Linked DNA regions of Homo sapiens: all the other regions are linked to region 2. The links are chromatin loops, found by intact Hi-C in ENCODE. Cell type or tissue: B cell. All regions are shown on one strand. Each heading gives the region's core, and the rest is flanking DNA. Links, peaks and the distances in the headings are about the cores only.

Region 1 (10,727 bases), core at 907-8,906, 75 kb before region 2:
GTTAGTTTCACATAAGTAGAACAAATGAGAATTCTGTTGTATTGAGGTGAAATACTGAGTTAAATTTCCGCAGCCATCTGAGCTCTCTCAGGACCTGAGACTCTGTTCTAGTACCTTTCATGAGGTTGTCACCAAGAATTTCCTCATTCACAGTGACGGAAGCTGAATTCAGACAAGAGTGTCCCCCACCCCCCACGTACACACTCTCAGCTCCTAGAAGAACCACCTTCTGAGTTCATGCCTGTGAGGTGAGATGTGTAGGAGGAAGTTAATGCAAACAGATGCTTTGTCTGTTTCCTGCCTGTTTGGAGCTGTTTTCCTCAGTCAGCCTCTAATGCCTTATCCACACACAAAGAATACAGTTTGCATACTAGCTGAAACTAATCTTCTCTGAAAAGACTAATTTTCCTCTGAAAGGTAAACAGATCCTTGTTCTTTAAACAGCTCATTTTGGATTAGCAACTCTGCGTCTGGTACACTTCTTGAAGCACATTTCTCCCAGTTTCCTTTCTTGGAGTTAAAGACATTAATACAGTGTCCATAAGTGTCACCACCACTCTGCCTCTGTTGAGTGATGCAGAACCATTTTTGTTTCTAGAACACTTTACAGTGAGCAACAGCTGGTTATCAGAAGTAGTTTTAATTGCTGAATGGGCTTTTGTTCCTTTTGAGGTGGGGGCTGTATTATTTGTTTTTTTCTTAAAAGTCTGCTTCGTTTACAGAGGCTGGCAATTTTTAGTCATCCTATTCTAGAAAGAAGTTATGAAAACAAGATAATTTCTCAACCAAATAACAGCTATTTAAATTTCCAAAGGACGTTCTCATATGTGACCTCTTCTGATCCCATTCCTGCCTGTGATGGAAGTCATGATAATTACTCTTTCTTTTTTTTTTTTTTTTTTTTTTTTTTGAGACAGGATCTCACTCTATTGCCCAAGCTGGAGTGCAGCAGCGCCATCATGGCTCACTATAGCCTTGACCTCCTGGGATCAGGTGATCCTCCCACCTCAGCCTCCCAGGTGGCTGGGACTACAGCTGTAAGCCACCATTCTTGGCTAATTTTTTATACTTTTTATAGAGATGAGTTTCACCGTGCTGCCCGGGCTGGTCTTGAACTCCTGGGTTCAAGTGATCCACCTGCCTTGGCCTCCCAAAATGCTGGGATTACAGGCGTGAGCCACTGTGCCCAGCCAATAGTTACTCTTTATTTGGCAGATAAGGAAACTGAGGGTCAGAAGTTTGGTGACACTTGCTCAAGGCCTTGCAAAGGTTACATGTTAACCACTGGCTTGAGGATTGGCTTTTTGTAAATCTTCCAGGATGGGTAGTCAATTGGAAATAAAAACCACTTCATATGTATTTCTATCTCATTGATTTGGTTGATTTTTTGGTTGATATTTGCTGGGTGGTATTGTTTTGGATGCCTTTTACATCACTAGGTAAAATGAATCCAAATGTTTGGAATTCATTCTTAGCAATGTTTGTTATATTAAGGATGTACTAGAAGGATTAAAAGTGGTATATTGAGAGGACCACTTCAGCTAAAACAGAAAAGGGCCTTTTACATAGGAGCTCTCTTCTGTGAAGACAGATTTTCCAGCATTTCCAGATTGTGCTATTGCTAATTAGTAGGTTAAACACATTAGGGTGGTAATTGCTTATTCTTCCGGCATAGAGGTGTTTTTTTTTTTTTTTTGGTAGATTCTTGTATTGATTAGTTGAGCCTGTTCTTTTCTTTTTGAGATGGAGTCTTCCTCTGTCACCAGGCTGGAGTGCAGTGGCGCAATCTCGGCTCACTGCAAACTCCACCTCCTGGGTTCAAGTGATTCTCGTGCCTCAGCGTCCCGAGTAGCTGGGATTACAGGCACACGCCACCACACCCAGCTAATTTTTGTATTTTTAGTAGAAATGGGGTTTCACCATGTTGGCCAGGATGGTCTCGATCTTCTGACTTCATGATCCGCCCGCCTCGGCCTCCCAAAGTGCTGGGATTACAGGCATGAGCCACTGCGCCTGGCTGAGCCTGTTCTTAATTATTTACCGAGAGAGCCATGCCTGATTCAAGAGTCTTCAGGTTGGTTGTGTGGGCTACAAGTATCTAGTTCTGGTTTTCTTTTTCCAAAGAGGAACGCCTAAAGTTCTAGTATATTGGGCCTAAATTTTGGAGGTTTGAAGGCCCAAGATTCAGATTAATTACTGTAGGGGTAGATCTTTTTCATGCTTCTAGATTTGGCTTAATGTGGCAGTTAGTCTTTCTTTTTACCTTGAAATCTGGATTCACTCAATCCTTGTAGACAGCTTGGTATATTGTGTAGGAGAGATAAAAATAGAGTTTAAATGAGCTGCCCTTGCCTGATGTGAGGTGGGGCCCCCAAATTTTGTACTTGGTAAATGGTAGGAAGATTGCAGATGGTAGGAAGGTTGGAGTTGACAGGCAGACAAAAAGTTGGCAGCATACTATATACTCTTTTGTTACTTATGCTGGTTAGCCCATAGTTGTGGTTCCTAAGTATTGTTGCTTTGAAAAACAAAATATCTGTATCCAGTGAATGAACCATCAACAGAAAAGCAAGTAATGTTTTGACACAGATAGCATCATCTCCATTTCTCTACATTGGCATCTGGGCCAATAGTCCAGTGCTATTATAAGTGTTTTAGAGCTAAAAGAGAACTTCTGGTCTATCTGGACCAGTGGTTTGTGAAATGTTTGCTCTTCAGGGATTCTGCAAACTTGAATGTGTTTTTAAAATTTGTAACACTCCAAAGAACCATTACCAAAATAGTCATCATGAACCCTCTTGAGATGTCATGTAGAACACACGCAAGACCACCAGTGCCTCAGCCTGTGCTGCCAGCTTTGCCTGAATGTGTGGAGACGCCAGCCTGCAGCCTCCATGCCACTTCTATTAACTAAAGAGTATTATGCAGTTGTAAGGTGGACTGAGTAAAACTGGTTGCGCTTGTAACTGCTTCACTGGGTGAATAAAACAATTTGTTTTCAATATTTAAAATCAACTAAATTCACAAATACATGCATACTGAGTAAGATTGCCACCATCATCCTTATCCTCCAATTTCAAATTATTTTGGAAAGGTCTAATTTTTCTTAATTGAGTTTATAAATTTTATACATCTACATTATAAAATACTTAATAAAAGATTACTTTGTTCTGTTTATCTGTTCTGTTTATTGAGGCTTCACATAAGATTTCATATGGAAAAGGGCTGTGGGTGCCAACAAAAAAATCCCATATAATTTGGAAAACCATTGGTTTCAATCAGCGGTTCTCAAACTATTCTGAGGAGCCATAGGTCTCTAAGAGGTGCCTCAGGGAATAGCTGCAAGGAAGAGCTGAATGGATTGTTAATCTGGTGGATTCCTGTCCCCTTCCCCATTTTCACTTCAACCTGAGCATTTTAATGTTTTATGTATTGAAGTTCTGTTTAATATTTTATTTGAGGGAAAAAGTGTTTTTTTTTATCTGAGTTTAAAGAAAAATGATGTGCAGTCACTAATCTATGACTAGTTAAGGAAGCAGAGCCCCGGGGAAGTTAAGTGATTTGCTCAAGTCTGCAGTCCCAGTCCTCTGCTGCTTCCTGTGGGGCTCTTACTGGCTTAACAAGTAAAACAAGCCATCTCTTTGATAATAAATGATATTTACTGATTAAGAAAAAAAGGGGTGGTATTCATTATTTGTAGAAGAGTAACCCTAGTTACAGTTTTATTCGTTAATACTGAAGTTGTTGTGACGGATCAGTCACCAACTTTTAGTAGCCTAACAGGAATTAAAAGCTGGTATTCCTGAGTGGTCAGTGGCTCTTAGTTCAGGCAGTGATTCAGTTCTCCTCCAGCCATCTTCCATCTTGTGACTCGGCTGTTTTCAACAGGTGACTTCTAAGGTCGTAGCAGAAGGAAAAGAACCTGGAAGATTTCTGTGGGCTATGCCTGGAAATGGTGCCTGTTGCTTCCGCTCATTTGCTGGTCAGAGCTCAGTCACATGGCCATACTCAGTTACAAGAAAACCTGGGAAATGTAGACCAGCTTTTTGCCCAGGGAGGAGAAGAAATGGGTTGGTGAACAACTAGCCAGTGTCAGCCATAATGGAGTCAGTAGAAAGAGTCCTGGGCTTCAGTTTTCTAAAGAGATTAGAGTGGCTGATTGCTAAGATCTTCCAATTCTAACTAGGTAGGATTCCAAGGCAGATATAGTTGTAACAGTATCACCTTTTTTGGTACACATTCACCATTCTATCCCAGATAGAGAAGCTGTTTGGTCTTTTTGTACTCAGGTAATATCTTTGATAATCACAGAGTTGGGTAAATTCCTTTGAAGTTATAACTTGATCCAGAATCCCCAAAATAAAAAAAAGTTGGTATCTTTTTCAGGGATTGCCTTAGGGTGAGATAGACCCTTTCATGGTTATATTAGGTAGAATAACATTAACTGTTATAATACATAAACCCTAAGCTCTCAATGGCTTTACATAATAGAGGTTTTTTTCTCATTCCCATAAAGTCCAACAGCATTTCTGTTTAAACATGAGGAAGAATAGCATTGTGCTTTAATGGAATGAATTGACCTGGAAAACAGAAGACCTAGGTTCTAGCCCATGTTCTGTCACTAATTTTCTGACTTTGAATAAATCCTCACTCTGGGTTTCAATTTCTGTCAGTAAAACACGGAGATTGAACGAGATGATTCCTTCGCTCTCTAAATGTCCACATGTACGTATGCGATCTCTGTTGGAAAGAAAATTAGTAGAGAGATAGTCTCACATGATGTGGTATATCATGTCTGGTAACTTTGTAATGCTGCCGCCTTTGCATGCAGAACATATTCATCCTTCTCTGGGACCGAGGGCGGCTTCTCCTCTCACCCAAATTTACTCCTTTGTGTAATGAGAAATAGAGAGAGGTTGAGATGATTGGTGCCACAACAAAATTTATTTTCCATTCCAGTCATGACACATAAGGTACTTTCCCTGCACACGACTGACGGTGTGGGGAATGAGGAGGTGTTTATGTGATTTTCCTGTTTAAAATTATGCATCATAGTACTAAGGTTTTATGAGGTTGACATTCTGTAATTCTCCACGAATAAGTCAGATTTTCCGCATTGCCCTGGTATGATTAGTTGCATTCAATGCTGCATGTTTGTCATTTGCAGAACTGTAAGAATTCCCCCTATACACACCTCTCGTCATCAGTTGCTAGGTTACGGCTTTTCACATTGTCCCAGTCTGGTGATGTTGCCATGGATACCAGTTATACCTCCTCCTATGACACTGTCCTGGTCAGGCTCAGAGGGCGGGCAAGATGTAACTATGATGTCAGAGATGTTTTAGCATATGTCTTTCCCTTTACATTAATGATAAGATCTAAGTAATAGATATCAATTCTATGTGTTCTCATATATGAATTAAGGACATGAGGTATTAGCTGAATCCCTCAAACAGTCCACCACTTAGAACCTTTATTCCATTATGTATTTTTTTTCTTTTTTAAAGGAAAGGGAAGGGAAAGGAAGGGGAAAGCCTTTATTCCATTATAATTCTGCAGAAATGGAACTAACAGATTATAAAATATGAATATAAGATCTGCTATACTGTGTCCAGCTCATTCCCTACACAGACCAGCACCCCACCTCCCATAGGGTGGGCTATACATGGAATATCATTATCCTTTACATTGCCTTCAGTGGTAGGGACATTTGGGAATGCTTTTTGTCAAACTCTTAATTTATCTAAGTTATAAAGCCTGTGGGCCGGTAATGGTGGCTCATGCCTGTAATCCCAGCACTTTGGGAGGCCAAGGCGGGTGGATCACCTAAGGTCAGGAGTTCAAGACCAGCCTGGCCAACATGGCGAAACCCCGTCTCTACTAAAAATACAAAAAAAATTAGCCGGGTCTGGTGGCATATGCCTGTAGTCCCAGCTACTCAGAAGGCTGAGGCAGGAGAATCGTTTGAACCTGGGAGGTGGAGGTTGCAATGAGCCAAGATCACACCTCTTCACTCCAGCCTGGGGGACAGAGCAAGACTCCATCTCAAAAAAAAAAAAAAATTATAAAGCCTGTGGTCCAAATTTTATTGTCATTTAATGTCACATGATTATATTTCTTCTCCTGCTAGGTTTTAGACACCATGAATTGCAGGGACTATGTCTTTAACCAGAGTGTGTGTGTGTGTGTGTGTGTGTGTGTGTGTGTGTGTGTGTGTCAGAGTCTTACTCTATCACCCAGGCTGGAGTGCAGTGGCGCGATCTCGGCTCACTGCAACCTCCGCCTCCTGGGTTCAAGTGATTCTCCTGCCTCAGCCTCCTGAGTAGCTGGGATTACAGGTGCCCGCCACCACGCCTGGCTAATTTTTGTATTTTTAGTAGAGACAGGGTTTTGCCATGTTGATTAGGCAGGTCTTGAACTCCTGGCCTCAAGTGATCCGCCTGCCTCAGCCTCCCGAAGTGCTGGGATTACAGGCGTGAGCCACCGTGTCCAGCCTTTAACCAGTTTTTATCCCCAACAACACTTAGTGCCATGCATATTATGGCAGGGATCCAGAAAAGTCTCATTGATTTGTTCTGAAGACTGAAATGTAGGTAATAACTAATTTGACTTTAGATTTCTAGCATAGTGTTTTAAGATGGTGGAAACCCCCGCATATTACAGTTGTTGAAGGGCAAGGTTAACCCATGTTATTTAGCTCTTGTCTAGTCTGACCTTTTGATCTCACAGTTGAAGAAAGCACTAAGGCCGTAGGAGGATGTGACTCATCTAAGGTCACAGCCAGTAAACCTGTGGTTTAGGTAAATGTGTGTTATAAAAAATCTTTGAAAAACAAGGTGTAAAAATCTTTGCAAAGTAATTCTGTTTACTTAAACGATCATGTTTTGTTTTATGCAGTCTGTTTACTTAAAAACCTAGCAGACAGAAAGCTATTATTAAAGAAGAACTTCAATATTTAAAAGGAGCCCTACATAGAACCTACCTACCAGTTACTTCAAGTCAACTCGAAGCCTTGCATTCTGCTTAGTATTTGAATTATTCCTCAAAAACCAAAATAAAATTTAATGTAGCATCGGATTGAGGCATCTTTCAAAAGTAACATCTATTTTGAAAACCAGCAGAGTTTGAATTAAAAAACCATTCTTGCACCGGTGCAGTGGCTCACGTCTGTAATCTCAGCACTTTGGGAGGCTGAGCCGGGCAGATCACAAAGTCAGGAGATCGAGACCATCCTGGCCAACATGATGAAACCCCGTCTCTACTGAAAATACAAAAATTAGCCAAGTGTGGTGGCGCGTGCCTTTCATCCCAGCTACTCAGGAGGCTGAGGCAAGAGAATCGCTTGAACCCAGGAGGCAGAGGTTGCAGTGAGCCGAGATCACGGCACTGCACTACAGCCTGTGACAGAGCGAGACTCCATCTCAAAAAAAAAAAAAAGCAAACCATTCTTGGCTGGGTGTGGTGGCTTACACCTGTAATCTCAACACTTGGGAGGCCAAGGTGGGAGGATTGATCCCAGAAGTTCGAGACCACCCTGGGCAACATGGTGAGACTCCCATCTCTAAAAAAAAATTAAAAAATAAAAAAAATTATTTGTATGTCATGTTACTTCCCTAAAATGAAAGGAATTTATTTACCAAATAGAATCCTTTGTTTGAAAAAAAAATGAGTGAAAACATGTCTTCTGAAAATACAGTCTGCTAAAGTTATAGGTTATGGACTTTTAACTGTCAGTGGGAGAGACAGACAAATCTTATGAGAGTCAGGGAAAGTGACAAAGCTGAAACCCTCAAGAGAGGACACATAATTCAAGATGGATCTTCCCTCCCTTGCCCCAAGACCAGAGAATTCAAGAGTCTGCCCCTTCCCACTTGCAGTGGGAAGGGAAAGCTTGTTGAAGCTTTCTTAACTTTATGCAATAACCTGAAACATCTCCTTGCCTTTAAGCTCTGCTCCTCCATTTTTTCCCATTGTCAGATACCTTCCTCTTTGGAAGCTCTAAACAACTCTTACTGCATTTAGGGGACTCCCTTGGCATAACAAATAAGAAAGGGCATGGCATTCAAAGCCCTGTACCTTCTGGACCTAGCACACATTTCCAGCCCTGCCTCTTCTTTCTACTTGTACCACCGTTGGAATTTCCCCCAGTCCTGAAGGCCAGGCTCAGTTGCCACTTCCTTCATGAGAACTTTGCTGTTCTTCTCCCACCAGCTTTGATCTCTCCTACTTACCAACTAGAGTGCTTTAGTCCCTTTCTTTTGTCATTTACATTCTGTCATCTCTTACGGTTAATTCATGTATTTGACTCCATTGAGTCAAGGACTGTGCACTCAGGGCACCTCCCCCACAGGGCTGAGCACCTTATCTGGAAACTTCGTATGTGTTAGAACTAGATTCACAAGCCAGCTAAGCATATGTTACTTAGTTCTGTGGTTCAAATGTATAGCAAACTTGACCATTTACTAAAAGGTTGAACCCACCCAGAGAATTATTTCACTTCTCTTAATATATACTTAATCTTGCTGAATTCCTTTTCCATTGTCCAGATCACTGGTTCCCAGTCTTTCAGTGTAAGGAACCCCCTTTTTAAAACCTAATCCAATGACCTTCTACAATATTTTGAAACAGCCTTATTGAAGTATAATTTACAGTTTATAAATTCACCCACTGTAAATGTATAATTCAATTTTTAGCATATGTACAGAGTTGTGCAGCCATCACCATAATCCAATTTTAGAACATTTCTGCTACCCCAAAAAGTTCCCCCATATCGTTCTGCATTCAGTCTTCACTCCTGTCCCCACCCGCAGCCCCAGGAAAACACTGATCTGTTTTCTGTCTGTATTGATTTTCCTTTTCTGGATATTTCATATAAATGGAATCAGGCAATATATAGTTTTTGTGTCTGGCCTCTTTCACTTAGCATCACGTCTGTGAGGTTCACTCGTGTTATAGCACATAATAGTTCCTTTTTTAGTATTCCATTGTGTGAATATACTGCATTTTGTTTATCCATAACCAGTTAATGGAGATTTGGATTGTTTCCAATTTTCAACTATTATGAATAGTGCTGTTAGGAACATTCATGTACAAGTCTTTGGACTTACACTTTCATTTCTTTTGGGTAGATATTTAGGAGTGGAATTGCTATATGGTATGTCTGTAACCTTTTTTTTTTTTTTTTTTTTTTTGAGACAGGGTCTCACTCTGTCACCCATGCTGGAGTACAGTGGCGTGATCATGGCTCACTACTCTGGTGATTCTCCCACTTCAGTCTCCCAAGTAGCTGGGACTACAGGCATGTGCCACCATGCCCAGCTAATTTTTGTATTTTTTGTAGAGACAGTTTTGCCATGTTGCCCAGGCTGATCTTGAACTCTTGGGCTCAAGCAGTTTGTCCATCTTAGCCTCCCAAAGTGCTAGGATTACAGGTGTGAACCACCACACCTGTCCTGTCTGTAACTTTTTAAGAAACCGCCAAACTTATTTTCAAAGAAGCTTGTACCAGTTTATATTCCTACCAACAATGCGTGAGAGTTCCAGTTTCTCCACAAGAGGACTCCTTTTTAGTATGTAAAAAAAAAAAAAATTGTAGACCTTCACATGGTAATAGATTTATTTTACTTTATTTTATTTCATTTTTTGAGACGGAGTCTCGCTCTCTCTCCCAGTCTGGAGTGCAGTGGCACGATCTCGGCTCACTGCAAGCTCTGCCTCCCGGGTTCATGCCATTCTCCTGCTGAGCTCAGCCTCCCGAGTAGCTGGGACTACAGGCACCCGCCACCACACCCGGCTAATTTTTTGTATTTTTAGTAGAGACAGGGTTTCACTGTGTTAGCCAGGATGGTCTAGATCTCCTGACCTTGTGATCCGCCTGCCCTGGCCTCCCAAAGTGCTGGAATTACAGGCGTGAGCCATCGTGCCCAGCCTAGATGTTGTTTTATATCAGCAGATTGATAAAACAACACAGGGATTGAGTAATACTTTTAAAAGGATTTATATTCTAGAATCAAAACAGCGTGTATTAACATGATGTGTTCAGTATAGAGGCAGTGCTCTTAAAGCAACTCGGTGTCCCCAAAGGATTCATGGTTTGTAAGTTGGGAGCCACTGATCCAGATGACTTGTTTAGAAATAAATGTAAGTTATTTTGTGTCTTTTTATGCATCATCTGTAAAATGGAGACCTGCCTCATAAAGTTGTTTGAAGACTAAATGAAAATATATCCCAAGGCAGGAAGATTGGTTGAGCCCAGGAGTTTGAGAACAGCGTGGGCAACATAGCAAGACCCGTCTCTGCAAAAATTTTTTTAAAAATAAGCTGGGCATGGTGGCACAGGTCTATAGTTGTAGCTACTTGGGTGACTGAGGCAAGAGGATCACTTGAGCCCAGGAGTTCAAGGTTGCAGTAGGCTATGATTACACCACTGTACTCCAGCCTGGGTGACACAGTGAGACCCTGCCTGAAAAAAAAAAGAAAATGTGTCAAGATTTGGCCGCATAATAGTTGCTCAATTAGTGGCAGCTAGTATTAGTAGAAAGCAGTATGATTTAATCGAGTATAGGCTGTGGAGCCAACAGCTGAGAATTCTAACTTAACCTGAATTAGGTGAGATTAATAGTAGTCTGCTTTTCACAAACTTTTTTGAAATGGGGACTGTGTGGATACTTGCAAACACCTGTTTCCATGCTTGATTCTTGCTGACTTCAGATTGCTGTTTATATCTA
Region 2 (10,727 bases), core at 2,197-10,196:
CAGTGCGATGGCGCGATCTCAGCTCCCTGCAACCTCTGCCTCTGGGTTTAAGCGATTCTCCTGTCAGCCTCCCAAGTAGCTGGGATTACAGGTGCCTGCCACCATGCCCAGCTAATTTTTGTATTTTTAGTAGAGACAGGGTTTCACCATATTGGCCAGGCTGGTCTCCAACTCCTGACCTCAGGTGATCTGCCCGCCTTGGCCTCCCAAAGTGCTGAGATTACAGGCGTGAGCCACCACACCCGGCCTCCAGTTTTATCGTATGTATATATCTACCTCACCTTTTTTTTTTAGTTTTTTTGTTGTTTGTTTCTATTTTTTTATTATGGACATTTTCAAGCAAACACAAAAATAGAAGATATAAGATGACTTCATCTCTCAGCCTCAATACTAATTAGCATATGGTCAGTGTTATTTCATCTATATCCTCACCCACTTCCTCCACCTCCCTGTTGGATTATGTTAAATCACAAGACATAGTGTCATCTCCATAAACACTTCAGTATACATCTCTACCAGAAAGAATTAAAAAAAAAAAAAACACAATACAATGATCACACTTGAAAAAAATAATTTCTTAATAATATCAGAATCCAGTTGATGTTAGAATTTCCCCAATTGGCCCATAAATATCTTTTGATAACTGATTTAGAATCAGACTCCGAAGCCTACATATTCCATTTAACTGATGTGTCCCAAAAGTCTGTAACATCTCCTCTTTCTTCTTTTTCATATTACATTTATTTGTTGAAGAAAGTGGATCATTTCTCTCATAGATTTGCTGCATTCTGGGTTTGATTGCATCCCATAGCATCATTTAGCATTTTCCTCTGTCCCTTATATTTCCAATAAACTAGGTCTTTTTTTTTGAAGACAGAGTCTCACTCTGTCACCCAGGCTGGAGTGCAGTGGCATGATCTTGGCTCACTGCAACCTCCCCATCATGGTCTTGAGCGATCCTCCCACCTCAGCCTCCCGAGTAGCTGGGACCTCAGGTACACACTACCACACCTGGCTAATTTTTTGTATTTTTGTTAGAGACGGGGTTTTGCCATGTTGCTAGGGCTGGTCTTAAACCCCTGGGCTCAAGCGATCCTCCTACCTCAGTCTCCCAAAGTCCTGGGATTACAGGCATGAGCCACTGTGCCCAGCCAACTAGGTCTTTTTAAAAATGTTTTGTGTTTTTTTGTTTGTTTGTTTAAGACAGGGTCTCTCTTTGTCACCCAGGCTGGAGTGCAGTGACACAATCATAGCTCACTGCAGCTTCCACCTCCTGGGCTCAAGTGATCTTCCCTCCTCAGCCTCCCAAGTAGCTGTGCCACCATGCCGGGCAGATTTTTGTATTTTTTGTAGATACGGGTTTTCACCATGTTACCCAGGCTGGTCTTGAACTCCTGGGCTCAAGTGATCCACCCACCTTAGCCTCCCAAAGTGCTGAGATTATAGGCGTGAGCTACTGCGCCCAGCCGTGTTTATTTTATTTTACTTTATTTTTTTTGAGAGAAATTCTCACTCTGTCACCCATGCTCACAGCTCACTGCAACCTCCGCCTCTTGGGTTCAAGCTATTCTCGTGCCTCAGCCTCCCGAATAGCTGGGATTACAGGCACACACCACCACGCCTGGCTAAGTTTTGTATTTTTAGTAGAGATGGGGTTTCACCATGTTGGCCAGGCTACTCTCGAACTCCTGGCCTCAAGTGATCTGCCCACCTCGGCCTCCCAAAGTGTTAGGATTACAGGCATGAGCCACCATGCCCAGCCTGGCCACATTTTCTTCATAAACACATTGTCTTACATTCAGAAACTTTGGAAACAAACATATTTACATATCCCCTATTCCCCTGTGAATTACTTTTTATGTATTTATTTTTTTGAGACAGGGTCTTACTCTGCCACCCAGGCTGTAGTATAGTGGCCCAGTCACAGCTAACTGCATCTTTGACCTCCTGGGCTGGAGCAATCCTCTCACCTCTCAGCCTCCCGAGTAGCTGGGACTACAGGTGCACGCCACCACACCTGGCTAGTTTTTGCTTTTGTTTTTTGTAGAGACGAGGTTTTGTCCTGTTGCTCAGGCTGGTCTTGAACTCCTGAGCTCCAGGGATCTGCCCAAAGTGCTGAGATTATAAGCAAGAGCCACGGTGCCCAGCCCCACCCTGTTCAAGGAGTGTGAGGAGATAGTTACCAAAAATGTGTCTACTTTGGGGTCATTTACAAAATATTAATAGTAGTATTTATTTATTTATTTATTTATTTATTTATTTATTTATTTATTTATTGAGATGGAGTCTTGCTCTGTTGCCTAGGCTGGAGAGCAGTGGCACGACCTCGTCTCACTGCAACCCCCACCTCCCAGGTTCGAGCGATTCTCCTGCCTCAGCCAAGTAGCTGGAATTACAGGCATGCGCCCCCATGCTTGGCTAATTTTTCTGTTAGTAGAGACGGGGTTTCAGCATGTTGGTCAAGCTGGTCTCAAACTCCTGACCTCAAGTGATCCACCTGCCTCAGCCTCCCAAAGTACTGGGATTACAGGCGTGAGCCACTGTGCCCAGCCAATAGTAATATTTATACATCACTTTATAGTTTACAAAGCACTTTTATTCTTTTTTTTTTTCTTTTCTTTGAGACGGAGTCTCACTCAGTCACCCAGGTGGAGTGCAGTGGCATGATCTTGGCTCACTGCAAACTCCGCCTCCCAGGTTCAAGCGATTCTCATGCCTCAGCCTCCCGAGTAGCTGGGACTACAGGCATGTGCCACCATGCCCTGCTAATTTTTTGTATTTTTAGTAGAGACAGGGTTTCACCGTGTTAGTCAGGATGGTCTCGATCTCCTGACCTTGTGAACCACCCGCCCTGGCCTCCCAAAGTGCTGGGATTACAGGCATGAGCCACCACACCCGGCCAACACTTTTATTCTTTAATCCTCCCAGCCACAGTAAGAAGTAAAAATTTTTAATCCCAATTTTACAGATGAGGAAACTAAGAAATACTTTGCCAGGGCCACAGCCAGCAGTGACTCATGAGCCTCCACCTCAAGTCTTCTGATTCCCGTCTTCCTGACACCCTTTTCCCTTTGCTACACTGCTACTTGTTGGGAAGCTAAAATGAACTACTTGGAAACAATGTGTAAATAAGATACTGTATGCTTTTGTAAAAAAAATAATATGACACACATTTTAACTTCTGACTTTAAAATTCCTCATACTCAGGCCAGTTGCGGTGGCTCACACCTGTAATCCCAGCACTATGAGAGGCCGAGGCAGGCAGATCACCTAAGGTCAGGAGTTTTGAGGCCAGCCTGGCCAACATGGTGAAAGCCCGTCTCTACTAAAAATACAACAATTAGCCAAGCATGGTGGCAGGCGCCTGTAATCCCAGCTACTCAGGAGGCTGAGGCAGGAGAATCACTTGAACCCGGGAGGCAGAAGTTGTAGTGAGCTGAGATCACGCCATTGCACTCCAGCCTGGGCAACAGAACGGGGACTCTGTCTCAAAAAAAAAAAAAAAAATTACTCATACTCTAACCTCACTTCCACACACACTTTCCCCCTCCCTTCTGTTCTCTTTCATCATTTTCATTATCTCTATTTCCGTTTTACCTTTGGGTCCCCTTTTCTTTCTGGTCAGAACCTCATGTCATGGTGTCTGTCAGTTTCTAGTTCATTTTAGAAATTATTCTTGGTGAATCCCACATAACGATGTATCTTTGCTGCTTGGATTTCCACTATATTTAGTTAATGGATACTTAAGTAACAGTGTGATAAGGCTGGGGTGCAGCGGCTCAGGCCTGCAATCCCAGCGCTTTGGGAGGCTGAGGCAGGTGGATCACTTGAGGTCAGGTGTTCGAGACCAACCTGGCCAACATGGTGAAACCCCATCCCTACCCAAACAAAAAAAAAAGAAGTAGCCAGGTTGGAGGATCACAAATTCAGGAGGCGGAGGTTGCAGTAAGCCAAGATTGCACCACTGCCCTCCAGCTTGGGTGACAGAGTGAGGCCCTATCTCAAAAAAAAGTAACAGTGTGATAGAGGAGGCAGCATACCTTTATGAATAACAGTGAAATTGTGTGATGGAATAAAATGGTAAAATGAAGATGCTTATCGTGGAAGTCCACTAGAAATCAAAAGCAGAAGGAGGCCAGGCAAGGGCGCCTGTAATCCTAGCACTTTGGGAGGCCAAAATGGGAGGATTGCTTGAGCCTAGGGGTTCAAGACCAGCCTGGGGAACATAATGAGACCCTGTCTCTACTAAAAATACAAATAAAAAATTAGCTGAGTGTGGTGGTACATTCTTGGAGTCGCAGAGGTGGGAGGATCACTTGAGCCCAGAAGGTTGAGGCTGCAGTGAGCTGTGATCATGCCACTGCACTCCAGCCTGGATGACAGAGCAAGATCCTGCCTCAAAAAAAAAAAAAAAAAAAAAAGGCAGAATGAAGATAGAAGTACACATGGGTTGGTTACCTTCTCTCAGACAAGAAGCTGAACATTAAGATCATATTCTGTCATCAGCATGGAAGGTGGGATGGAAGGTGGGGGATACAAACAGAGAAAGTGTCAGGGTGCAGGAGAGAAGAAGCAAGTTGTCCAGTCTTTCTCCCTTTAAAAAAAAAAAAAAAAAAAAGTAAAACCTAGCTCTGCCACCTGGGTGAGCAAATCTACATGAAACCTTGTAATGCATGCTCTTGCCTGCTTTCAAAGGAGGCCCAGTTACTATCCAGGAGTCTGATTAGACTTGCAAATTCTCCCCTCTGGAAGGATGCCCCCAGTAGGGAGAACTCTGGAGCAAGGGTCCTGTCCTTCCTGGACTCCTATAGAACAGGGCTGGCTGGGCAGTTAGGTTACTCTGGGAGGATAGTTCTTTTCCCATACCTTAGAAATGAATTTTTGTTATACAAGAATTGAGACGACAAGCCTAAGGAATCATTTAAAGAGGAAACCACACCCCCCATTTGTATAGTAACTTAGTTTTACCAGATACTTCTTCCATATACGTTATCTCTGATTCTCCATCCTGGCCGCACATTACAATCATCTGGGGAGCGCTCAGACACCAGGAACCTCACCAGAACAATACAGTTGAAATCACGGGGTGGGGTCAGTTGGGTGGGGCCCACTTCTTTCCCCCTTGATTTTAATGTGTAGTCAGGGGTGAGAATCCCTAAGAAATATAACTTCCTTCTCGTCACTGGGCTGCAGAAACCTTAAGGTGCACCTTCTCCTATACAATAAATGAGTTTCAGGAAAATTAAGTAGCAATTTTTTTATCTCCTTGCAGGTGAAGGGCCTTCACTAAAACCAAAAATAAATCTTGGGCTAGCAATCTGCCTTACAAAAACAAGTCAGTTACTAGTGGTTTCATTTGTAAAAAGGAATTATTCGAGCCCTTGGAATATTCCTATTTTTAAAATGTGATTAATGTGTTGATCCTGGTCTGGGGTTTCCCATGAATGACGAGCACTTATTCCTTGGTGAGCAAATGTCCCAACGGTGCAGCGCGTGGCCAGGATTGGAGGTCGTCCAGGCAGCCCCTGCCTCAGGGCGTTTTTTGGCAAGGAAGGGAACCCCACCATGCCCGGCGCTGCGCCGCGGCTGTAGCCCTGGGCCCATCTGTCCCTCGCCGGCAACGTTAGTCAGCACATTCCTGGGGCTCCCGCTGCTCTCGGCGCCACCTGCCGGGGGACGCCGGAAGCTCAGGAGGCTGTGGCTGTCGTGGGGCACCACGGGTTCTGACGCTACTGGAGGGGTGTCCATGGCAACCGATGCCGCGTGAGGATTTCCGCTGTTTGCTGCCAGCCAATAGCAGTGGGTGTGACGGAGGCAGCCTTCGGCATCTGAGCCCTCAGCATCCATTAGACGGGCTCGGGTCCCGTCGCTGCCGCAGTGGGCGGGGCTGACGCGGTGGCTGAGCTGTCTGGAGCGGTTTCTCTAGGGAAGGCAGGCGGGCCGGCGGGCGGGGCGCACTTGCGGTGTCGGCACAGGTGACTAATTGCTCGGTAGACCTGAAGCCAAAGAAGAAGTGCTGGTCGCAGCAGTGGCCTGAGCACTTTGCAAGTGGGATCCACCTGTTCCTTTTTCTGGCCGCACTTCGGTTAGTGCGGTCGGTGTTGTGAAGCTCGAGCTAGGCGGCCTCTGCAGGCGGATCCTCTAGCTGCCCTTGAGCCCTGCACATTAGTCGCTGGCCCTGTACAAGGAGCATGCTTTTGTTAGCTTTGCTGTTTTGAGTGCTTAAGGGAGCGATTAATGAAGGCAAGGGCTAAATAATACACGTTTCTGCAGTTGGGCAACCAGGGCTGCCTCTGCAGAGGTCCTTCCACCTTTATTCCCGTTCCCCTGCCCTCGAAAAAAATTAATTTTCTTTTGCATTGAACAGCCGTGATTTAGGAATGTTGGGAAAGGTGAACAAAGTAATACGTGAAACACAAATGTGAAAATAAAAAAATGCAAAATAATGTCGGAGGAGTTACCCATCAGTAATCATCACCCAGAGATAACCAACTAGACATTTTTGTGCATATCCTTGAACACACAGGCAGTTTTTTGTTTTGTTTTGAGACAGAGTTTCGCTCTTGTTGCCCAGGCTGGAGTGCAGTGGCGTGATCTTGGCTCACTGTAACCTCCGCCTCCTGGATTCAAGTGATCTCCTACCTCAGCCTCCTGAGTAGCTGGGATTACAGGCAGCATGCGCCACCACGCCCGGCAAATTTTTGTATTTTTAGTAGAGGCGGGGTTTCTCCTTGTTGGTCAGGCTGGTCTCGAACTCCCAACCTCAGGTGATCCGCCCACCTTGGCCTCCCAAAGTGCTGGGGATTAGAGGCGTGAGCCACAGCACCCTGCGGACACAGGCAGTTTTTGTTTTACAAAACTAGTATTATACTAGACCTTGTTTTCTGGTGCTTTTTCCACTCAGCAATATGTTATGAACTGTCAATAAATATTCTACCTCATGGTTTTTTGTGGGGTTTTGTTTTTATTTTTTTGAGACGGAGTCTTGCTCTATTGCCCAGGCTGGAGTGCAGTGGCACAATCTGGGCTCACTGCAAGCTCCACCTCCCAGGTTCAAGCGATTCTCCTGCCTCAGCCTCCCGAGTAGCTGGGATTACAGGCACCTGCCACCACACCCAGCTAATTTTTGTATTTTTAGCAGAGATGGGTTTTCGCCATGTTGGCCAGGCTGGTCTCGAACTCCTGACCTCAGGTGATCCTTCCACCTTGGCCTCCCAAAGTGCTGGGATTACAGGCACGAGCCACCGCGCCTGGCCACACTTTATGGGGTTTTTTTGTTTTTTTGAGACGGAGTCTTGTTCTGTCACCCAGGCTGCAGTGCAGTGGCGCGATCTGGGCTTACTGCAAGCTCCGCCTCCCGGGTTCACGCCATTCTCCTGCCTCAGCCTCGCCAGTAGCTGGGACTACAGGCACCTGCCGCCATGCCTGGCTAATTTTTGGTATTTTTAGTAGAGACGGGGTTTCACTGTTAGCCAGGATGGTCTCAATCTCCTGACCTCGTGATCCGCCCGCCTTGGCCTCCCAAAGTGCTGGAATTACAGGGGTGAGCCACCGCACCCGGCCTACTTTATGGTTTTTACTGGTGACTGTATTCCATCCCATCATTCATGACCACTTGGCTACTCTGACTAGCTAAGCTATAGTGATCACCACTGTGTGGCTATCTTCGCACACCTCTGTATCTTCAGGACAGTTCCCCTAAGGGGGATTGCTAACTACAAGGAATCCCTTCTATACCAGCAGGACAAGGTTCCTGCCTTCCAGTGGGGAATGGGCCATTTTGGGAAAGGATGAGTAGCTCCTTTATGCTGTGTGAGGCTTTTGATCCCCTCTGGGTTCCAGTCCTTATTTTAGTATTGTCCTTTTTCAACGTGTGTGTGTGTGTGTGTATGTGTGTGTGTGTGGGGTGTGACGGAGTTCTGCTCTTTCAACGTGTGTGTGGCGTGTGTGTGTGACGGAGTTCTGCTCTTTCAACGTGTGTGTGTGTGTGGTGTGTGTGTGTGTGACGGAGTTCTGCTCTTTTTGCCCAGGATGGAGTGCAATGGTGCAATCTCGGCTCACTGCAACCTCCTTCTCCTGGGTTCAAGCAATTCTCCTGCCTCAGCCCGAGTAACTGGGATTACAGGCATGTGCCACCACGCCTGGCTAATTTTGTATTTTTAGTAGAGACAGGGTTTCTCCATGTTGGTCAGGCTGGTCTCGAACCCTCGATCTCAGGTGATCCACCCGCCTCGGCCTCCCAAAGTGCTGGGATTACAGGCATGAGCCACCACACCCGGCCTCAACTTCTGTTTCTTTATCCGTGAGGTGGGGATGACAAATATTCCTTTCACCTACAGGTTGGTTATGAAAACTGGGAGAATATATGTGAAAACATGTTGCAAACTAACCCTCTGCAGGCAACATCATAGTTATTGTTGCAGCTGCTATTTGTTGTGAGTTCAGGGTCAGAGCCTGTTTCCTCATCCTGGGACTCCAGGTGCCCCAAGTAAAGACCAAGATGCCTCTGGCACAAGGTGTCCATGTTCACCCTGGCTTGTCTGTTCTCAGGAAGAATGCTGTGGAGCTGGAACTTGCCAAGTGCAGGATGGATATGATGTCTCTGAACAGCCAGTTGCTGGATGCCATTCAGCAGAAACTGAACCTCTCGCAGCAGCTGGAAGCTTGGCAGGTAAACTGGAGCCTGAGATCCAGGGCGAGAGGAGACTCCAGGAGGAATCTCTGAACCCAGGCAGAGTGTAAGGAGAGTTTGCCACTGGAGGGTTCCATGTGACTGGGTGAACAGCACATCCCAGTCTTCACCTGGCAAGATCCAGAGCTCATGTCCCCTAGTCCTTGGGGAAGAATGCTTAAGGATGCTTTTGAGCGACAGTGCCCAGGCTGCTGCTGTCTGGAGATGTAGTGATCTCCAGACTTGGAATGGGGCCCCCTTTCAGCTGGTTGTCTGGGCTTTAAGCTGGAAAGAAACAACTGGTTAACATGGAGGCCCAGGAAGCTCAGTATAATTGCATGAAAATTCACAGCGGGATGCGGCTCAGCAACCCTCCTGCAGCCAGCAGCTGCTACCCTTCCCCTTCTCAAGGGCCAGCCTCCATTTTCCAAAGAGCACTGTGCTGGCACAGGCCCTGGGGAAGAGGAGTCAGTGGGTCCCTCTCTAGACCCACTGTTTTCAGGGTCCAGCATGGCTCCCCCACTGGACTGGGCTGTGGCTGGCTGGGTTTTGTTCGTGAGGTTGAGGTAGCACAGTTTTAGGATATGGGTATAAACATTAATATTTCTCCCCAAGAATTCTCATCCAGACAGATGAAAAGCCGTCTGTGGCTTTACAAGGTAAGCCCCCCGTGGAGGGCAGGTTGTTGGTGACCATTCCTCCCAGGGCCCCATGGGGCTGGCAGCCAGAACACTGGCCCCACCGCAGGGTGCCCGTCCCTGGCTCCTTGGCTCCTGCATGGCAGCCAGCTGGCCGCGCCCTGGCTGACCGCTGCTCTCTCTCTTCTCTCCCGGCTACAGTTTGCTTCCTCAGGGCTTTTTACTATCTGGCTCCTTTGGTTTCTGATCTAGTGGCCTTTCTCAGTTCCCGTATCAACAGCTTTAGTTGTACACCCCTCCTGCCTTTGAGGTGAGCCTGAGCCCTACATCCCATCCACCGTCTCGCCCTGCCATTGCTGTGCTGCCCCGCCGCCTCCCCTCATGGCCCACTGTGTTCTGTGTGCTGGAGCCTGGCGTCATCTCTGTGCAGTGTGACATGCCCTCAAGTCCCAGCTCCCTCCTCCATCACAGTCGCGTCCAGTGAGCTCTTCAGCAGTGTGTGGCCCAGTGCTAACGGCTGGTGCCGTCTTCTCATAGATGGCTGTTCCATCCACTGAGGGACCAGCAGGCCTGGAATGATGAGCAGCGTGTGTCTGGGAAACTCTAAAGGGCGACCTGGACAGACCTGATTGCTTAAAGTTAAAAAAATGAAGTTTTCAGTGTGCCAAACAAAACATTGGCAGCTTTGAAAGGTTGGTTTTTGAAAGACCCTTTAGCATTCCTACATTGGATTTAGCGTAGATTTTACTGAGCACGTCGTAAGTGCAGGGCACTGTGCCAAGGATCATATACTAGACCCTTATAAGGAGGGACCGTGTGTTGGCAAATACCTGGCACAGTGCCAGCTCTGAGGGGCAAGTGGAAAAGGGGATGGAAGAGAAGGGAAGAAGACAAGGGCAAGGAGAAGACCAGGAATGAGCTGAGTCTGAAAGACAGGGTTGAGAGAATAGGGAGGCTGGAGAGCAGGCCCTGAGCCAGAGCGCGTGAGGGGTCCACACTCACTGCTACCCCACGATGACTCAGGAAGGCCCCTTTGTTTCATGCTGAAACCTGCAGAGATATTAGAATGACACCCATGGGTGGGAGGGAGGAGGAGTGGACAAGCTGCTCAGATGGAGGGGCCCAGCCAGCCCAACTTCATGCCCTCATCTCGTCAGTGGCTGCTCGGAACCAAAGAGGTCATCTGCCCTGGCCACAGGGAGCCTGCCCTGAACACAGGCCTCACCTGTCCTGTGCTCGGACACCACAGGCTGACTCACTCAGGGGTTTAGCCAGAAAAGCTTGGGGTCTTACCAGGATGCCGCAGAGCCTGCCAGGTTCAAGTCATGAAGGAATCGAGCAGACACATGTTACATTTACTGATGATGCTAATTACACAGGCTGCTCATATTTCTAAAGCAGGAGTTTTCAAACTTTGT
Region 3 (10,727 bases), core at 1,446-9,445, 210 kb before region 2:
TCCTTACCTGATAACTCAAGGCAAATGATAGGTATATACTATACTTGCAATAATAGCTTTACTGGGCAGGGGGATCTCAGCATTAAAAAGAGATGAACTGAGGGTTTACCCATAAGTCTTCCTGTTATAATGACTAAATACAAGATATACTTAATAAATTCTGACGTGCACAGGTGCTGTGGCCCAATGGCTATGTGGTCAGCCTTTGGAGTCAGACCAACCAAAGATGGAGTCTGATCTTGGCCTCATCTGCAAAACCCAACGTGTATGATCTTGGGCAAGGCCTTACCTACCTCCATATCTGTCTATATCTGTTGCCTCCTATTTATGTATTTATTTAGAAACAGGGTCTCGTTCTGTTGCCCAGGCTGGAGTGCAGTGTTGCAATCTCAACTCACTACAACCTCTGCCTCCGGGGCCCCAGAGATGCCCCCACCTCAGCCTCCTGAGTAGCTGGGACTACAGGCACACACCGCCATGCCTGACTAATTATTTATATTTTTTGTAGAGATGGGGTTTCACCATTTTGCCCAGGCTAGTCTTGAACTCTTGGACTCAAGCAATCCACCTGCCTCAGCCTCCCAAAGTACTGGGATTACAGGTGTGAGCCACCACACCTGGCCTGTTGCCTCCTATTTAAAGTTTAAATTAAAAATAGTCCTTACCTCTGTCATGAGGCTGAAGTGAGATACTCAGAAACATGCCAGTTCTATGCCAGACACATTGGAAGCCATAACTATTACATAATCAGCACACTATAAGCCCTTAATAAGTTGGAAATTTTTTTCCTTTTCTTTTTTTTTTTTTTTTTAATTTACAGGGTCTTGCTCTGTCGCCTAGGCTGAAGTGCTGAAGTGCAGTGGCACAATCTTAGCTCACTGCAACCTCTGCCTCTAGGGCTCAAGTGATCCTCCTGCCTCAGCCTCCCGAGTAGCTGGGACTACAGGCACACACCATCACAGTCAGCTATTTTTTGTGTTTTTAGTAGAAACGGAGGGGCTCACCATGTTGCCCGGGCTGCTCTCGAACTCCTGACCTCAAGCAATCCACCCACCTCAGCCTCCCAAATTGCTAGGATTACAGGCGTGAGCCACCACGCCCAGCAAGTTGGAGATATTTTAAAGTAGCATGATAAAGGGGCTGAAACGTGGCAGCACTCCAGCCATCTAAGGTTAAAGACAGACTATTCATTTGTGAAAGATATGTCAAGACTTAAAATGCTGATGGGGATGGTCCCACAGAAAAACCTAAGCTTTCAATTTGTTTCCACTCTCATCTGTTTAAACACCCAATACCAATATTTTGGAAAAAAAAAAAAGTTATCAAGAATACTTCATCATTCATCATCTTACAGGTATCCTACATAACTACCTTCCCAAATATAATTACTATTAAGGAAACAAATTTAGTATTAATATTATAACTAATACTATTCTATGCTGAGTATTAACAATAATTACCATTTTTTATAAGGAGTTTACTAAGAGCCAGGCAAGGTGCTAAGTGCTTTAAATCGAATATCTCATCTAATCCTCACAACAACCCTGTGGATTAGGTACTACAACCTCTATGTTATTTTTTTTGTTTTCTTTTGTTTTGTTTTGTTTTGAGATGGAGTCTTACCCACTCTGTCGCCCAGGCTGGAGTGCAGTGCACCATCTCGGCTCACGACAACCTCCGCCTCCCGGGTTCAAATGATTCTCCTGCTTCAGCTTTTCAAGTAGCTGGGATTACAGGTACATGCGACCACCATGCCCAGCTAATTTTCTATATTTTTAGTAGAGACAGGGTTTCACCACGTTGTCCAGGCTGGTCTCGAACCCGTGACCTCAAGTAATCCGCCCGCCTCAGCCTCCGAAAATACTGGCATTACAGGCTACAACCTATTTTAAAGAATAGCAAATGGACTCAGAAAAGGTAACTGACTCACCCAAAGTAATGCAGCTAACTAGTGCTGGGACTGGGATTCAATTCTAAATCTTCATGGTCTCTATTGTCCCCCTGACTTACGAATACATAAATCAAACAAGGATTTCTACTTCACCAGTGTTCCACATACATCAGAAACAAAAGAATTAAAAATCTATTTGGAAGTAATCTTATGATATTAAGTTTTAACGCATCTGGGGTGACAGAAATGTGTATCTTGAGAGGAATGAGGGTTAAACAGGTGTGGTATTCATCAAAACTTTTTTTAAAATCTTAAAAAATACCATCCTGACTAACACAGTGAAACCCCGTCTCTACTAAAAATACAAAAAATTAGCCGGGCGAGGTGACGGGCGCCTGTAGTCCCAGCTACGTGGGAGGCTGAGGCAGGAGAATGGCGTGAACCCCGGGGGGCAGAGCCTGCAGTGAGCCGAGATCGCGCCACTGCACTCCAGCCTGGGCGACAGCGAAGACTCTGTCTCAAAAAAAAAAAAAAAAAATCTTAAAAAATAAACATCCCTGCAATGAAAATGAATAGGATTATACCCACAGAAATTGTAGTTTTAAAAAGCATCTTTGTTCATTTATTTTTCTTTCTTCAATAAAAGGACAAACTTGCCCTGGTACAGGGGCTTATGCCTGTAAGCCCAACACTTGCAGAAGCTGTGACAAGTAGATCACTTGAGCCCAGGAATTCGAGACCTGCCTGGGCAACATGGTGAAACCTCATCTCTACAAAAAATACAAAAATTAGCCAGGTATGGTGGCACACACCTGTGGTCCCAGCTACTCAGGAAGCTGAAGTGGGAGGATCGTTTGAGCCCAGGAGGTCAAGGCTGCAGTAAGCCGTGATTGTGCCAATGCACTCCAGCCTGAGCCACAGAGCAAGACCCTGTCTTGCAAGCAACCAATCAATCAATGAATGAATAAACTTTAGTACAGAAGTGTAAAGTGTGAGAAATATGAAAAGATCTCCCTTCTAAGGCAAGTTCAGCTATCTACTTCTGCACAGTGTCTTTTTTCCAAAAGAATCAGTGCATATAAAACTCTAAATAGAGGGCCAGGTGCAGTGGCTCACACCTATAACCCCAGTGCTTTGGGAGGCCAAGGCAAGAGGCTCACTTGAAGTCAGGTGTTCTATATCAGCCTGGGCAACACAGTGAGACCCCATCCCTACAAAAAATTAAAAAATTAGCCAGGCATGGTGGCACAGGCCTAGAGTCGACAGAAGACCTTGTTTCAAACAAAACAAAACAGAATTTCCCCTAAAATATTATCCCTGGTCCTATAATAAAAGCAAGCTGGGCACGGTTCATGCCTGTAATCCCAGCACTTTAGGAGGCCAAGGCAGGTGGATCACTTGAGGTCAGGAGTTCGACCCTAGCCTGGCCAACATGGTGAAACCCCGTCTCTACTAAAAAGAAAAATACAAAATTTAGCCGGGTGTGGTGGCAGGCGGCTGTAGTCCCAGCTACTCTGGAGGCTGAGGCAGGAGAATCGCTTGAACCCAGGAGGCGGAGGTTGCAGTGAGCTGAGATTGCACCACTGTACTCCAGCCTGAGAGACTGAGACTCTAAATAAATAAACAAATAAATAAAAGCAAAGGTGAGTGACAAGGAGATTCCAAGGACACACACAGGTGAGCAAAGTTGGCAGGGTAGGCTGTTACCTGGAAGAACAGATTCAGCCTGGAGGCCCGGCTGGCAATGGGTTCAGCAGCACCAGCATCCAAAGGATTCCGCGCTCCATATTTGAACTTCAACATCTCCCCACTGGCGCTGAAAGGATATCAGAAAAGTCAAGTGTGTCCTATGTTTTGAGCAGGAAGGGCCTGAGAGATCCTGATCTCCCTCAAGATATCAGGGACAAGGAGGTGAAAATCAGCTACCACTCCAGTTTTAGGAAGCTCAGTCTAATCATGGAGATTAAACACCAGATTTTAACTCACTGTGACAGGAGATGATACACTTATCTGACATACTCTCTTACTTATAAATGTGTTTATTATCTCCCCCCTTAGAATGGAAGCTCCACAAGGGCAGAGATGTTTGCCCCCATGCAGTGGGGGCACACATAGCCTGGCACACAAATAGGTGCGAATAGTTATTAAATGAATGACTGAAATAAGCAAAATATATAGCTTGTTGTAAGGTGTTAAGTGCTATGGGGTAAAAACAAAATCGAGCAAGAAAAGGACAATGGGGGTGAGATGGTGCAATTTTTAGTGTGGTCAAATAAGACTTCACTGAGAAGCCACCATTTGACCCAAGACTTGAAGACCTGAAGCGAATGACCAGCAAGCCATGTTGATATCTGGGGAAAGAAAGACATCCGTGGCAAACGAAACAGCCAAGCCAAAAGCACTGAGGCAGGACCTGGCCTCTCCAGCAACAGCGAGGCCAGACGGACTGGAGCAGAGCGAAAGAGGCGGGGGCATCATGAGGTGATGGGGTGGGCACGGGGTATGAATACGCTGAAACAGAGAGGTTAAGTAAATGGCTAAGTTCACGCAGATAATAAGGAACCGGCCGACTACACTGGGCAGAATAATGCAGTTAGTGCTGACAGGAGGCAGAGCTGAAGAGACAAAGCACTCCGCCTGGTTTAGGGGAGGAGCAAGCCTCCTGCCCCAGCACCACTCGGCTGACCCCTCGGCTCCCAAGGAAGGTGGGCGCGCGCACAGCTAGCCCCGGAAGACCCTCCAGGCCTCCCGCAGCCCTGGGGGTGGAATCGCCGCCCTCCCCGGGGCGGGAGGGAAACCCGGGACTTGTATGGGTGGAGGCGGCCCTCCCCTGGCCTTGCAGAGCCGGGTGCGGTAGAATTGGGTCTGGGGGATCAGACTCACGCTCTGCGAACCCCCAGGTCTGCGATCTGTTCCGCCCCGCGCCTCCCGCCGCCGCGTTTGAACCCGAGGAACGGCGCGGGCGGGTCTCAGCCGTGTTTGGACCAATCAGCGTCTCCGCTCCTATGATAGACATGGGCGTCTCAGCCAGGCCCCGCCCATGTCCCTAAAGGCATGGAGGAAAGTGAAGGGGAGAGCCAATCAAATTGCATCTTCCTTTGACTCGCGACCAACGGGAAAAAGGGAAGGGCAAAATCAGCAGGGCAGGTCTTGGAAGTTTGAAATTGGCGGTTACGCAGGATGCTGCGTTTGAGGACGCGACTGTTAATCTAGGATCCCTGAGGAGGTCGCCAGGGCGCTGTCCCCTGCTCTCGGCCACCTGCAAGGAGGAAGGCAGCCAGGCTGCTCTGCCTGGTCTTCTTTCTCTCTCATGTGGCTAAGGTAGAAGTACTTGTTACCTGGGGAAGCCCAGTGGTCCTCTGCTACAGCTGAGGCAGCGAATGTTTTGAGCTTGACTTCAACCTACCTTGATTACTCTATCTCCGGGCTGACTGCCCTGCAAGGAGTTGGTGACAGTCATTGAGACTGTCTGAAAGGACACTTTAAAATAAATTATAGACGAGATACTTAAACAGGCACTTCACCAAAAAGGAAATCCAGATGACCAACAAATGTGTGAAAGTTGTCAACCTCGTTCATAATCAGAAAATATGAAAAATAAAGTCACAGTGAGAAAGAATAACACTCAAATTCGAGAACAACAACAACAAAAGGATGTGACAGTGTTTGCGAAGATGTGGAAGTACACACACTTATACAGTACCCGTAGGCGTGTAAATGGATACAATCTCTTTGAAATTTGAAAAAAAAGTTTGGCATTATTTGCTAACATTGAAGATTTGTGCATTCTATGACTATTGCTAGGTGTAGTTTCTCTACCTAAGAAAAACTCCTATTTATTTATTTATTTTGAGATGGAGTCTTGCTCTGTCTCCCAGGCTGGAGTGCAATGGCACGATCTCGCCTCACTGCAACCTCCACCTCCCAGGTTCAAGCTATTCTCTTGTCTCATCCTCCCAAGTAACTGGGATTACAGGTGCATGCCACCATGCCCAATTGTTTGTATTTTTAGTAGAGATGGGGTTTCACCGTGTTGTCCAGGCTGGTCTTGAACTCCTGACCTCGAGTGATCTGCCCACCTCGGCCTCCCAAAGTGCTGAGATTACAGGCCCTGAGCCACCACGCCGGCGAGAAACTCCTACTTATGTACACCAAGAGATGTGTATAAGAATACAAAATAGTGTTCGCAAAAAACTGGAAGTGATATAAATGTCCATCAGCAGTAGAAAAGACAAAATTGTATATTGCAGTGTTTTCACAAGCAATGAAAAAGAATAAACTGCAACTAACCACAATGACATAATGAGTCTCAAAACAAGGCCTAATGAAGGAAGCAAGAAAATAACATATGATTCCATTATGATTCCATTCTTATAAGTTCCAAAACAGGACAAAACAAAGCAACATTGTTTAAGGAGGGATGTATTAGGTTGATGCAAATCATTGCAGTTTTTGTCATTGTTTAAAGTAATGACAAAACCATAAAGAAAGCAACAGCCAGAATAGTAGTTACCTGGGGTTGGGATGGAGGCCTTTCAGGGTGTTGGGGTGCTGCTGTGATCTATTTCTTAACCTAGGTAGCAACAATATGGATGTGGTTTCATAATGATTAAATTGTGTGTATATGTGTGCACGCATGTGTGTGTGTGTATGTTCTATTTATATATGTAAAGTCCTTTTTGTACTCTCCTAATTCTACAGTAGACAGAACTGGAGATGTGTTCTCTCTCTCACACACACACACACACACACGCACACCAGCACATAATTAGAGCTACAGGCTTGCTTAATACACATTTGTTCTTTTTTCCTTCCCCAAACATAACTTACTTCTTGTTCCCGGGGCCAATAATGGATAGCTACTATTTATCAAGCACCTCTTTTTTTTTCTTTTTTCTTAGACAGAATCTCACTCCGTCACCCAAGCTGGAGTTCAGTGGCACAATCACGGCTTACTGCAGCTTCCACCTCTCCAGGCTCAAGTGATCATCCCACCTCAGCCCTTCCAGTAGCTGGGACCACAAGAATGTACCACCATGCCTGGCTGTTTTTTTGTTTTTTTGGGTTTTTTTTTTTGTAGAGATGGGGTCTCCCTATGCTACCCAAGCTGATCTCAAATTCCTGTACTCAAGCAATCATCCTGCCCCGACCTCCCAAAGTGCTGGGATTACAGGTGTGAGCAACTGCGCCCAGCCCAGAAACTTCTATATAAAGAAAATAACTGGCCAGACCCAATGGCTCATGCCTGTAATCCCAACACTTTGGGAGGCCAAGATTGGTGGATCACTTGAGGTCAGAAATTTGAGACCAGACTGGCCAATGTGGTAAAACCCCATCTCTACTAAAAATACAAATTAGCCTGGCGAGGTGGCAGGTGCCTGTAATCCCAGCTACTCAGGAGGGTAAAGCAGGAGAATCACTCGAACCTGGGAGGCGGAGGTTGCAGTGAGCTGAGATCTCACTTGCCACTGCACTCCAGCCTGGGTGAGACAGTGAGACTCGGTAAAAAAAAAAAAGAATAATTATCATTGGCTGAGTGCTTTCTAGGTTTCTAGGTGCAAGCCTTCAATAGCCCCTGAAGTAGGCACTATTATTAGCATCCACCCCTATGGAAAGGAGCCACTCTCACGCTGGCTCAGAGGCAAATATCCCAGATATTCCCTGTTTCCCAAAGATGTGTCCCCACAACTGGTATGAGCAACACTTTCAAGTGGCAAAAAAAGTCACTTATTTGTTAAATTATATATTTTACTATATGTTAGAAAAACTATAGCTAGCCCATCCAACCAAGTATTTTATAGATGATACCACTTGGAGTGAGACCAAAGGAAATATTTAAGAAGAAAAAATGAGCCAGTAAAGGAAATATTAAGTAAACAGTAGTACAGGTTGTACATGGGTATAGCTTTAGAACAAATCTTGAAATTTGGGAAACACTGCATCATTTGACATAATTCTTAAGCAAGCCTCTGAAGTAGGCATTATTGTTAGCAACCCCATTTTACCAGCAGAGAAATTCAAGCTTAGAGAAATTAAGTCACATACTAGTAAACAGTGGAGCCAGGACATCAGTTGGTTCTTTCATTCTAAAGCCCATTTTGATAACCACCAAACTGTATTGACTTATGTTTATCCCAGCACCTAGCACATAATATTTATAAATATTTGTGGACTAAATGATGAAATCTAACTCCATGTGCATTTGATTACAATTTAATTACTTCTTTCCAGCCTACCAACAATCAACTTTGCAGGCTCTCAATAGAAGTGTACTGAATTTACAAATGAATTGCCTTCTGATTCTACACACACCATTTATTATACCTTCTCATGGTGCAGGTATTCCAGAAGCAGTGGTTCACAACCTTGCATTCACACTGAGATCACCTGGGAAGCTTTAAAATAACATTGATACCTGGGCCCCATCCTTGGAGATCCTCATTTCACTGTTCCAGGATCAAGCCTAGGAATTGGAAGTTGATCAAGCTCCCCAAGTGATATGGTTTGGCTGTGGCCCCACCCAAATCTCATCTTGAATTCCCACGTGTTGTGGGAGGGACCTGGTGGGAGGTAATTGAATCATGGTGGCAGGTCTTTCCTGTGGTGTTCTCATGATAGAGAATAAGTCTTATGAGATCTGATGGTTTTATAAGGGGGAGATTCTCTGCACAAGCCCTCTTCTCTTGTCTGCCACCATCCACATAAGATGTGAGTTGCTCCTCCTTGCCCTCTGCCATGATTGTGAGGCTTCCCCAGCCATGTGGAACTGCAAGTCCATTAAACCTCTTCCTTTTGTAAATGCCCAGTCTCAGGTATGTCCTTATCAGCAGTGTGAAAACAGACTAATACACCAAGTGACCCCAATGTGCAGCCAATGTCATGAACCACTTGCCTAGAAAGGGCAAATATACTACTAACCAAATGTCAAAGTGTATTTTTCATTGTAAGTTAATAAACTGACAATGTGGCTTTATTATCAATCTTTGTTAACAAGAGTCCGTCCCTATGGAGAGGACCCACTCTCACACTGGCTCAGATGCAAAGTGGATACCTCAGAATGGGCCTTCCAGTCCTTGCTCTGTGATCTACTATGGTGAAACCAAAGAGGGTGATGGCTAAGTAATTTAACAGAAGGAGACTGGGGAGTATGGGTTATACTCGGCTTAAGTAAGGACTGAATTCTAAAATAAGTGTTTCGTGTTTTCATATTTGGAGCCTTAAGTGAAGATGGGTATACAAAAGGAAGAGATTCCCAAGCACTATACACAAGCAAAGGACATACAACTTGATTTCCTCTCCACTTTCTTCTGTCCTTTTCTCTTCTTTCCCCTCACTTTCTCTCATTCCAATGGTGTTCCATTTGAGGTTTTAAACTGAAATGGAGGCCGGGCATGGTGGCTCATGCCTGTAATCCTGGCACTTTGGGAGGCCAAGGCATAAGGATCACCTGAAGTTGGTCAGGAGTTCAAGATCAACCTGGCCAACATGGTGAAACACCATCTCTACTAAAAATACAAAAAAATCGGCCAGGCAGAGTGGCACATGCCTATAATCCCAGCTACTCAGGAGGCTGAGGCAGGAGAATCATTTGAACCCAGGATGCGGAGGTTGCAGTGAGCCAAGATCTCACCATTGCACTCCAGCCTGGGTGACACAGTGAGACTCTGTCTCAAAAAATAAAATTAAAAAATTAAAAAATTAACTGAAATGGAAATCAAATTCTAGACACTTGATCTTTCTAGCCTAGCAACAGTCAACTTTGTAGGCTCTCAATAAAAGTTTATTGAATTCACATATGAACAAACTTCTGATTCTGCACACATCATTTAACCTCTGAGCCTAAATTTTTGCCTAGCTATAGGGAGATTTAAAAGCTAAGAGATGTGAAATGCTTTGTAAAATCTAAAGCCAGCAACTCACAAACTGGGAGAAAAATGTGTAAATCAAATATCTAATGAGAAACTAGCATCCATTATGTACAAAGAATTCCTACAGTCTGACAATAAAAAACAAATAGCCCAATTTAAAAACGAGCAAAAGATTTGAACAGACAATTCTCCAAAAAATATATGCCAATAGCCAAAAAGCACGTGAAAAGATGCCCAACAACATTAGTCATTAGGGAAATGCAAATCAAAATCACAATAACACTTCATGTCCCCTGGGATAGTTATAAATAAACAGAAAGACAATAACAAGTATTGGTGAGGGTGTAAGAAAATGGATCCCTCCTAAACTGCTGGTGGGAATGTAAAATGATTCAGCCACTTTGGAATACAGTTTGGCAGTTCCTCAAAAAGTTAAACAGAGCAACAGTATGACCTAACATCTTCCTCCCTAGGCATATAACCAAAAGAAATAAAAACATGGCCGGGCGCGGTGGCTCACGCCTGTAATCCCAGCACTTTGGGAGGCCGAGGCTGGCAGATCACGAGGTCAGGAGATCGAGACCATCCTGGCTAACACGGTGAAACCCCGTCTTTACTAAAAATACAAAAAATTAGCCGGGGTTGACGGCGGGCGCCTGTAGTCCCAGCCACTCGGGAGGCTGAGACAGGAGAATGGCGTGAACCCTGGAGGCAGAGCTTGCAGTGAGACGAGATCACGCCACTGCACTCCAGCCTGGGTGACAGAGCGAGACTCCATCTCAAAAAAAAAAAAAGAAAGAAATAAAAACATATATCTACACAAACACTTGTATACAAATGGTCCTGACAGCACTATTCACAATAGCCACAAAGTGGAAACTACCCAAATATCTGTCAACTGATGACTGGATAAACAAAAGATGGTATCACCATGCAATGGAATATTATTTGACCATAAAAAGGAGTGA

The links. A loop is a pair of places that touch in the nucleus more often than their neighbours do. Peaks named below come from ENCODE experiments on the same cell type or tissue, not always from the same donor. Only the 100,000 strongest peaks of a DNase experiment are listed, where the experiment ranks them.
Region 1: a loop joins it to region 2, with 10 times the contacts of the local background. A loop is called at or near these places in 13 of 110 quality-filtered maps.
Region 3: it touches region 2 in a loop (15-fold over the local background); 6 of 110 quality-filtered maps call a loop at or near these places.

Annotation. Positions count from the first base shown.
Region 1 is chr12:120,007,267-120,017,993 of GRCh38, forward strand. All of the region lies in intron 2 of BICDL1 (BICD family like cargo adaptor 1), which reads left to right. Among named protein-coding and RNA genes, the nearest start is that of BICDL1, 23 kb to the left of the region's middle. RefSeq lists an enhancer at 5,315-5,394. In B cell, for the core only: no CTCF peak of the experiment used is centred there; DNase peaks (open chromatin) are centred at 5,225 and 6,725.
Region 2 is chr12:120,081,401-120,092,127 of GRCh38, forward strand. It overlaps BICDL1 (BICD family like cargo adaptor 1), which reads left to right. Exons shown (of 10, transcript NM_001367886.1): 9 at 8,551-8,671. Among named protein-coding and RNA genes, the nearest start is that of RAB35, 30 kb to the right of the region's middle. RefSeq lists enhancers at 5,925-6,004, 9,379-9,971. In B cell, for the core only: CTCF peaks have their summits at 5,671 (motif pointing left) and 5,881; a DNase peak (open chromatin) is centred at 5,821; H3K4me3 peaks cover 929 bases; H3K27ac peaks cover 558 bases.
Region 3 is chr12:119,872,475-119,883,201 of GRCh38, forward strand. It overlaps CIT (citron rho-interacting serine/threonine kinase), which reads right to left and starts at 4,846. Exons shown (of 48, transcript NM_001206999.2): 1 at 4,775-4,846; 2 at 3,599-3,707. The coding sequence starts at 3,694. RefSeq lists an enhancer at 4,236-4,295 and a silencer at 4,526-4,605. In B cell, for the core only: no CTCF peak of the experiment used is centred there; a DNase peak (open chromatin) is centred at 4,927; H3K4me3 peaks cover 1,439 bases; H3K27ac peaks cover 461 bases.